Regions from separate parts of the Homo sapiens genome. Here region 1 is linked to region 2. Evidence: read pairs that join two places in POLR2A ChIA-PET (ENCODE). Cell type or tissue: OCI-LY7. All regions are shown on one strand. Each heading gives the region's core, and the rest is flanking DNA. Links, peaks and the distances in the headings are about the cores only.

The links. ChIA-PET counts read pairs that join two places held together with the same protein. Peaks named below come from ENCODE experiments on the same cell type or tissue, not always from the same donor. Only the 100,000 strongest peaks of a DNase experiment are listed, where the experiment ranks them.
Region 1: POLR2A ChIA-PET joins it to region 2 with 5 read pairs; 5 of 35 experiments call an interaction of 5 or more read pairs at or near these places.

The regions. Positions count from the first base shown.
Region 1 is chr2:26,257,724-26,260,632 of GRCh38, forward strand. The region is part of intron 3 of HADHB (hydroxyacyl-CoA dehydrogenase trifunctional multienzyme complex subunit beta); the gene reads left to right. Among named protein-coding and RNA genes, the nearest start is that of HADHB, 14 kb to the left of the region's middle. In OCI-LY7, for the core only: no CTCF peak of the experiment used is centred there; no DNase peak of the experiment used is centred there.
Region 2 is chr2:26,067,501-26,070,409 of GRCh38, forward strand. The region is part of intron 1 of RAB10 (RAB10, member RAS oncogene family); the gene reads left to right. It overlaps LOC105374333 (a long non-coding RNA gene), which reads left to right. Exons shown (of 2, transcript XR_939851.3): 1 at 1-2,909. Among named protein-coding and RNA genes, the nearest start is that of RAB10, 35 kb to the left of the region's middle. RefSeq lists an enhancer at 1,198-1,247. In OCI-LY7, for the core only: no CTCF peak of the experiment used is centred there; a DNase peak (open chromatin) is centred at 1,291; H3K4me3 peaks cover 1,094 bases; H3K27ac peaks cover 1,599 bases.

The DNA.
Region 1 (2,909 bases), core at 146-2,645, 190 kb after region 2:
TTCTTCCCACTTGTGGCTGGGCGTGATGGCTCACACCTGTAATCCCAGCACTTTGGGAGGCTGAGGCAGGCGGATCACGAGGTCAAGAGATGGAGACCATCCTGGCAAACACAGTGAAACCCTGTCTCTACTAAAAATACAAAAAATTAGCCGGGCGTGGTGGCGGGCGCCTGTAATCCCAGCTACTTGGGAGGCTGAGGCAGAAGCATGGTGTGAACCCTGGAGGCAGAGCTTGCAGTGAGCCGAGATCGTGCCACTGTACTCTAGCCTGGGGACAGAGCAAGACTCTGTCTCAAAAAAAAAAAGATTTCTTCCAACTTGTTCCCAGAACTCTAGGTCTAGTGTGCCTTCTTCTGGGAACCGTGGGTTATGGAAAACAACAGTTTGCATTAGGTCCCTTAACTGAGCCTCCGAAACGGAGGCTGTGCTAGCTTCAAGCAGCTGTTTCAATACTTTTATGTACTGTTGCTGTTGAGCTGATAACTCAAGTCCCATTGTTACGGGTGGGCCTTTGTTCTTAGAGCTCCCAAGATGGGGCAGGCGGCTCCCAAGATGGCGGCAAGCCTTTTTTTCTCTGACCTGAGGCTCTTGGCCTCATGGATTCCAAGGAATGGAACCTTGGGCCATGCAGTGAGTGTTATAGCTCTATTAGAAGCCATGGGTCATGGAAGAGAATCGTGGAACCCAGCGACTAGCGTTGAGCTCGATTAGGACGAACCTGGGCACTTGGCCGCACAGAAACAATGGCGAGCCTCTAGCCCAAACAGGAATGGCACTGGGTGCCTCGCTGGATCAGAAACGCAGCGGACACCCTGCCAGATCCGAGGGGTGGAAGTCAACAGCGGGTCTGCGACAGTGGCGAACAGCGGGTCTGTGACAGTGGCGAACAGCAGTGGTGGAAGGTGAGCAAAAGCTCAGCTCGAGCCAGAACAAACATGGACCAGAAGAGTGTGCAGTTGCAAGATTTAATAAAGTGAAAACAGAGCTGCTATACAAGGGTAGGGGATCCAAAGGGGGTTGCCCCTCCTTGCTCAAATGCCTGGGGTTTATATCCCAATCATTGTCGCTCCCCCTGTGCTCTCAGATGATAGATGATTTGAGTATTTCTTTACCTCCTGCTTTTAACCTAATTGATATTTTAGTGAGCCTTCTTTACCACCTGATTGGTCGAGTGTGAGCTGAGTTACAAGCCCCGTGTTTAAAGGTGGGTGCAGTCACCTTCCCCAGCTAGGCTTAGGAATTCTTAGTCGGCCTAGGAAATCCAGCTAGTCCTGCCTCTCACCATGATGAAACCCTCTCACCATGATGAAACCCTAGCTTGAACATCATGTCCCATGATGAAACCCTAGCTTGAAAATCCCCTCGAACTTGGAAATCCTGAGTGGGCACCAATTACTTACTGCACGGTCACTTCACTTTCATTTTCAAGGGTTCTGTCGTGATCCATTGCAGCATGTCTCACACGGGGCACCACCTGCCGGGTCTGTCCCACAGACCCTGGCTGACTGACAGATGAAATGAGTACTCAGACACAGGTATGCAGTGTAAGAGCAGCTAGGGGTCTGCCTGGCTCTAGTGGCCAAAGTGCAGCAGCCCTGAGAAGCTGGAGCTCCTTGCTTTTATTCAGTGTAGGCACAGTGATGAAAGCCTGGAGCAAACACAATCTGTGGGTAATTAACGTTTATTTCTCCCCTTCCAGGAACGTCTTGCATGGATGATCAAAGATCAGCTCCTGGTCAACATAAATAAGCTAGTTTAAGATACGTTCCCCTACACTCCCTTGTACCTACTCCTTGCCCTCTGCCTCAGGGTTATAGAACAGCTGCCTTCAGCTATTCTCCCCCAGGGCTCTGCAGAACCTTCTGACCTTTTAGAAGGCCTGCATCTTTCCCTATAGTTTCTCCCACCACTCCGACTGATCTCCTACATATAATAATGAATATTTTTTAAATGTGCCTTGTAGAGTTAGTTTAATTACTTTATAATATGCTAAATTATTTGGAATGGCCAGTGTGCCCTAGAGGTTGCCCAGAGGTTTAGAGGCAGGAATCATCAGTAACTGTAGTTATCAGGGAAGGCTTTACTAGGAGGTAGAATGTGAACGAGGCCCAAGAGACAGGTAAGAATTCGATGGGCAAAAAAGGGGCCAGGCAGATGGGAGGTCCATAAGTAAAGGCAAGGAGGCTGACCTGAGCAAAGCTGTAAAGGACTGGGGGCTGGCTCATCTTGTTCTATTTTGAGAAGTAGTGGAAAATACTTAAGGTGGAACCGAGTAAAACAAGCTATTTGTTAGAAGAGTTAAGAATTTGAATTTTATCTGAAAGTATATAAAAGGAATATATGGTCAGTTTTTTCTGGTTTTTTTTTTTTTTTTTTGAGGCAGAGTCTTGCTCTGTCACCCAGGCTGGAGTGCAGTGGCATGATCTCAGCTTACGGCAACCTCCACCTCCTGTGTTCAAGCCATTCTCCTGCCTCAGCCTCCCCAGTAGCTGGGATTATAGGAGCGTACCACCGTGCCCAGCTAATTTTTGTATTTTTAGTAGAGACGGGGTTTCACCATGTTGGCCAGGCTGGTCTTGAACTCCTGACCTCAAATGATCTGCCTGCCTCAGCCTCCCAAAGCGGTGAGATTACAGCGTGAGCCAGCACGCCTGGCTTGGTTAGTTTTTAAAATGTGGAATGACATGATGGTGTACCATTCGACCTGTCACCTGCAAGGTCAGTCATGAATAGTGTGCAAATCTTCAAATTTAGTGACCTGTTTTCTGTCTGCTCAAATAAGGATTTTCCTTGAGGACCGATGCATTTAACCATCTTGTTCTCCTTGACACTCTCCTGCCTTTGATCTTGTGTACTGTTCTCTCTTGATTCTCCTACTACCTCTCAAGTTACTGTTTGTCTCACATATT
Region 2 (2,909 bases), core at 267-2,766:
TGGCCATGGCACAGATGATGGATGGGGGCAACAGCCTTGAATATTCTCCTTCCAGCAACTGTCAACACCTGAAGGAGGGAGTTAGCTGCCTGTTACCATACTTGATATTGACTTGGTGTCCTAAAAAGGAAAATGTCAATTGTTTCAAATTTGTAAAGGGTTAAGAAAAGAGGCAGACTACCACTAGTCATCTTGTTAGATTTAATCATGTGTTAAAATGTGATAGCTGTTTACAATGCACATCTCACATGACTACTGTGTAAGACCTTGTCAGAAGTTAGAAACACCAATTCAATGTCTGTGAAACCATCAATACTTATTTTGATGCAACTTTGTTAAAAATGTAAAGTCTAAGACAGTAGATTTGTACACGATGTTTGGAAACACCAATCATAAATGAAGACTTGAGGTCAAACAGACTTATGGTCACCATACTTGCAGCAGAATTTGCTGGGGGGTTGATATATGTTCATCAAGTAAACAGAAACATCAAACCAGAGTAGTTCTCTAGTTAGTAAAATGAGAATAAACAGGTTATTAATTAATCTATTTCAGAGGATGGTCAGGTGGCCTAGAGAATGCTGTCCTGGGGAAATGACATTTATACTGCTACATGAGATATGATTAGAAGTTAGGTAGAAGAACATCATTCCAGGCAGAGGAAGTGGGCACAAAAAGGTCCTTAGTAAAGGAGCTTTTTGAGTTCAAAGAACTGAAAGATGATGTGTGTTGCAAATGTGACTTGTGAGGCTAGCAGAAGCAATAGATGTTGAAGACGTGGGTTTGAGCCAGATTGTGCAGAGCCTGGTAGTCCATGCTAAGGATTCGAATTCCATGGAAGGTTTGAGCAGGGATGTGACATGGTTAGATTCAATTTTTAAAAGATGGTTGGCCCAGAAAATGTGGAAAATGGATTGGAGTTGGAATTTTCTAATTAAAGACTTATCAAAGATGTGTTTAAACTCTTACTGTATACTATTTAATCTTTAAGGATTATGAGCGATTATATGTGAAAATACCTGTCAGTGACTGTGACAGTGAGCCTTTAATTTTTTTTTTGAGGTGATCTTTTTAGTGCCAAATACATCAGACAATCCTGAGCCAAGAGACAGAGTTCTGATCATAGTTAATTTGGTTTGTGAGCTTGAGCAAGTCATTTAAACTCTGAGCCTCTTTCTTTATCTGTAAATTGGGCGTGTTTGAGAAATGTGTGCTTAACTTTAATTGTGTTAATCGCTTAACTCTGGTTAACATATGGGCTGAGTCTTGCTGAGTCATTTCCTCAGACGTTGTGGGCAAGGCTTAAAACCAGCTAAGCAAATTTAGTGATGACACATTTTACCTCTTCTGTAGAAGTCAGATGAAAGAGCTGTTTCAAAAATGTTTCACTTATTGTTTTCATGCAGATTATCTCTTCGTGGGGGAGAGAATACAGTACACATAGCTCAGGAACTACTGATGCACTGCCTTCCATTTTAGTGGCAGTTTGAATTTAAGAATTTCTAGTTTGTCTTAAGCTTTTCTGTAATCTCTCACATATATATTCTTAATTTCAACTGATAATTTCTTTCTTAATGTCTAATATAGCCTATTTGCCCTCTGAACAGCATTGAGATGCTTTGAAATTTTAATGCCCAAAAAGTTGGCTTTGGTAAGGTGGTTTTCATTTCTGCAGTAGAACCATGGTTGAGGCTAATGGTCCCATCAGCATTAGCAGGCCTTTGGCTAGTTGCACAGTAAACTGCATGTTTCCCACTAGTAAAAGAGATAACCCCAACAGTTTTAGGATTAATGCTGAGTTGTAGTGTTCTTTGGGATTTACAGATTTTTTTCTATAATTTAAACTTTTTGAGACATATCCTGAGGATAATAGAAGGGCATTTAAAAAAACTTCAACTGGCTGGGCTTGGTGGCTCACACCTGTAATCCCAGCACTGTGGGAGGATCACAAGGTCAGGAGTTTGAGACCAGCCTGGCCAATGTGGTGAAACCCTGTCTCTACTAAAAATACAAAAATTAGCTGGGCATGGTGGTGGGCGCCTGTAATCCCAGCAACTTGGGAGGCTGAGGCAGGAGAATCACTTGAACCCAGGAAGTGGAGGTTGCAGTGAGCCCAGATCGCACCACTGCACTCCAGTCTGGGCGGCAGAGCGAGACTCTGCCCCCCTACCCCCCAAAAAAAAAGAAAAAAGGAAAAACAACTACTCAGATACTTTTTTTTTTGAGATGGGGTCTCACTCTGTTGCCCCGGCTGGAGAGCAGTGGCATGATCTCATCTCACTGCAGCCTTCACCTCTCAGGTTTAAGTGATTCTTCTGCCTCAGCCTCCCAAGTAGCTGGGACTACAGGCACGTGCCACCATGCCCCACTAATTTTTGTGTTTTTAATAGAGATGAGGTTTCGCCATGGTTGGCCAGGCTGCTCTCGAGCTCCTGACCTCAAGTGATCTGCCCTCCCCGGCTTCCCAAAGTGCTGGGATTACAGGCGTGAGCCATCGCACCTGGCCTCCGATACTTTTGACAATAATCTTGGTTTGGGGGAGGTGTGTGTGTGTCAGTCTTAGATTTATATTCACTCTGCATTGTGTTATATTGAGCTATAATGGATGTGCAGCTACACGAATTCTTCTAGAGATCCTTGGACTTGAAATTATGCGTCCTTGGCTTTATCACAGGATGTGGCCTTCTTGGCCTCAGTTTTTCAGAGTAGAGAATTTGCTTTTGGCTTTTCTAGGACGTGTGCAGATGAGAACTTGCTACAGGCAGATATGCTTGAGAGCTCAAAAGGAAATGGTGGGAAAAGACTAGATTAAATCAAGTAGTTGTGTGATTTCAGTGAAGTAGTATTAAATCTGGTTTTATCTGTTTTTCACCTGTTTTAAAACATAGGTACATTTTCACAGTCACTTA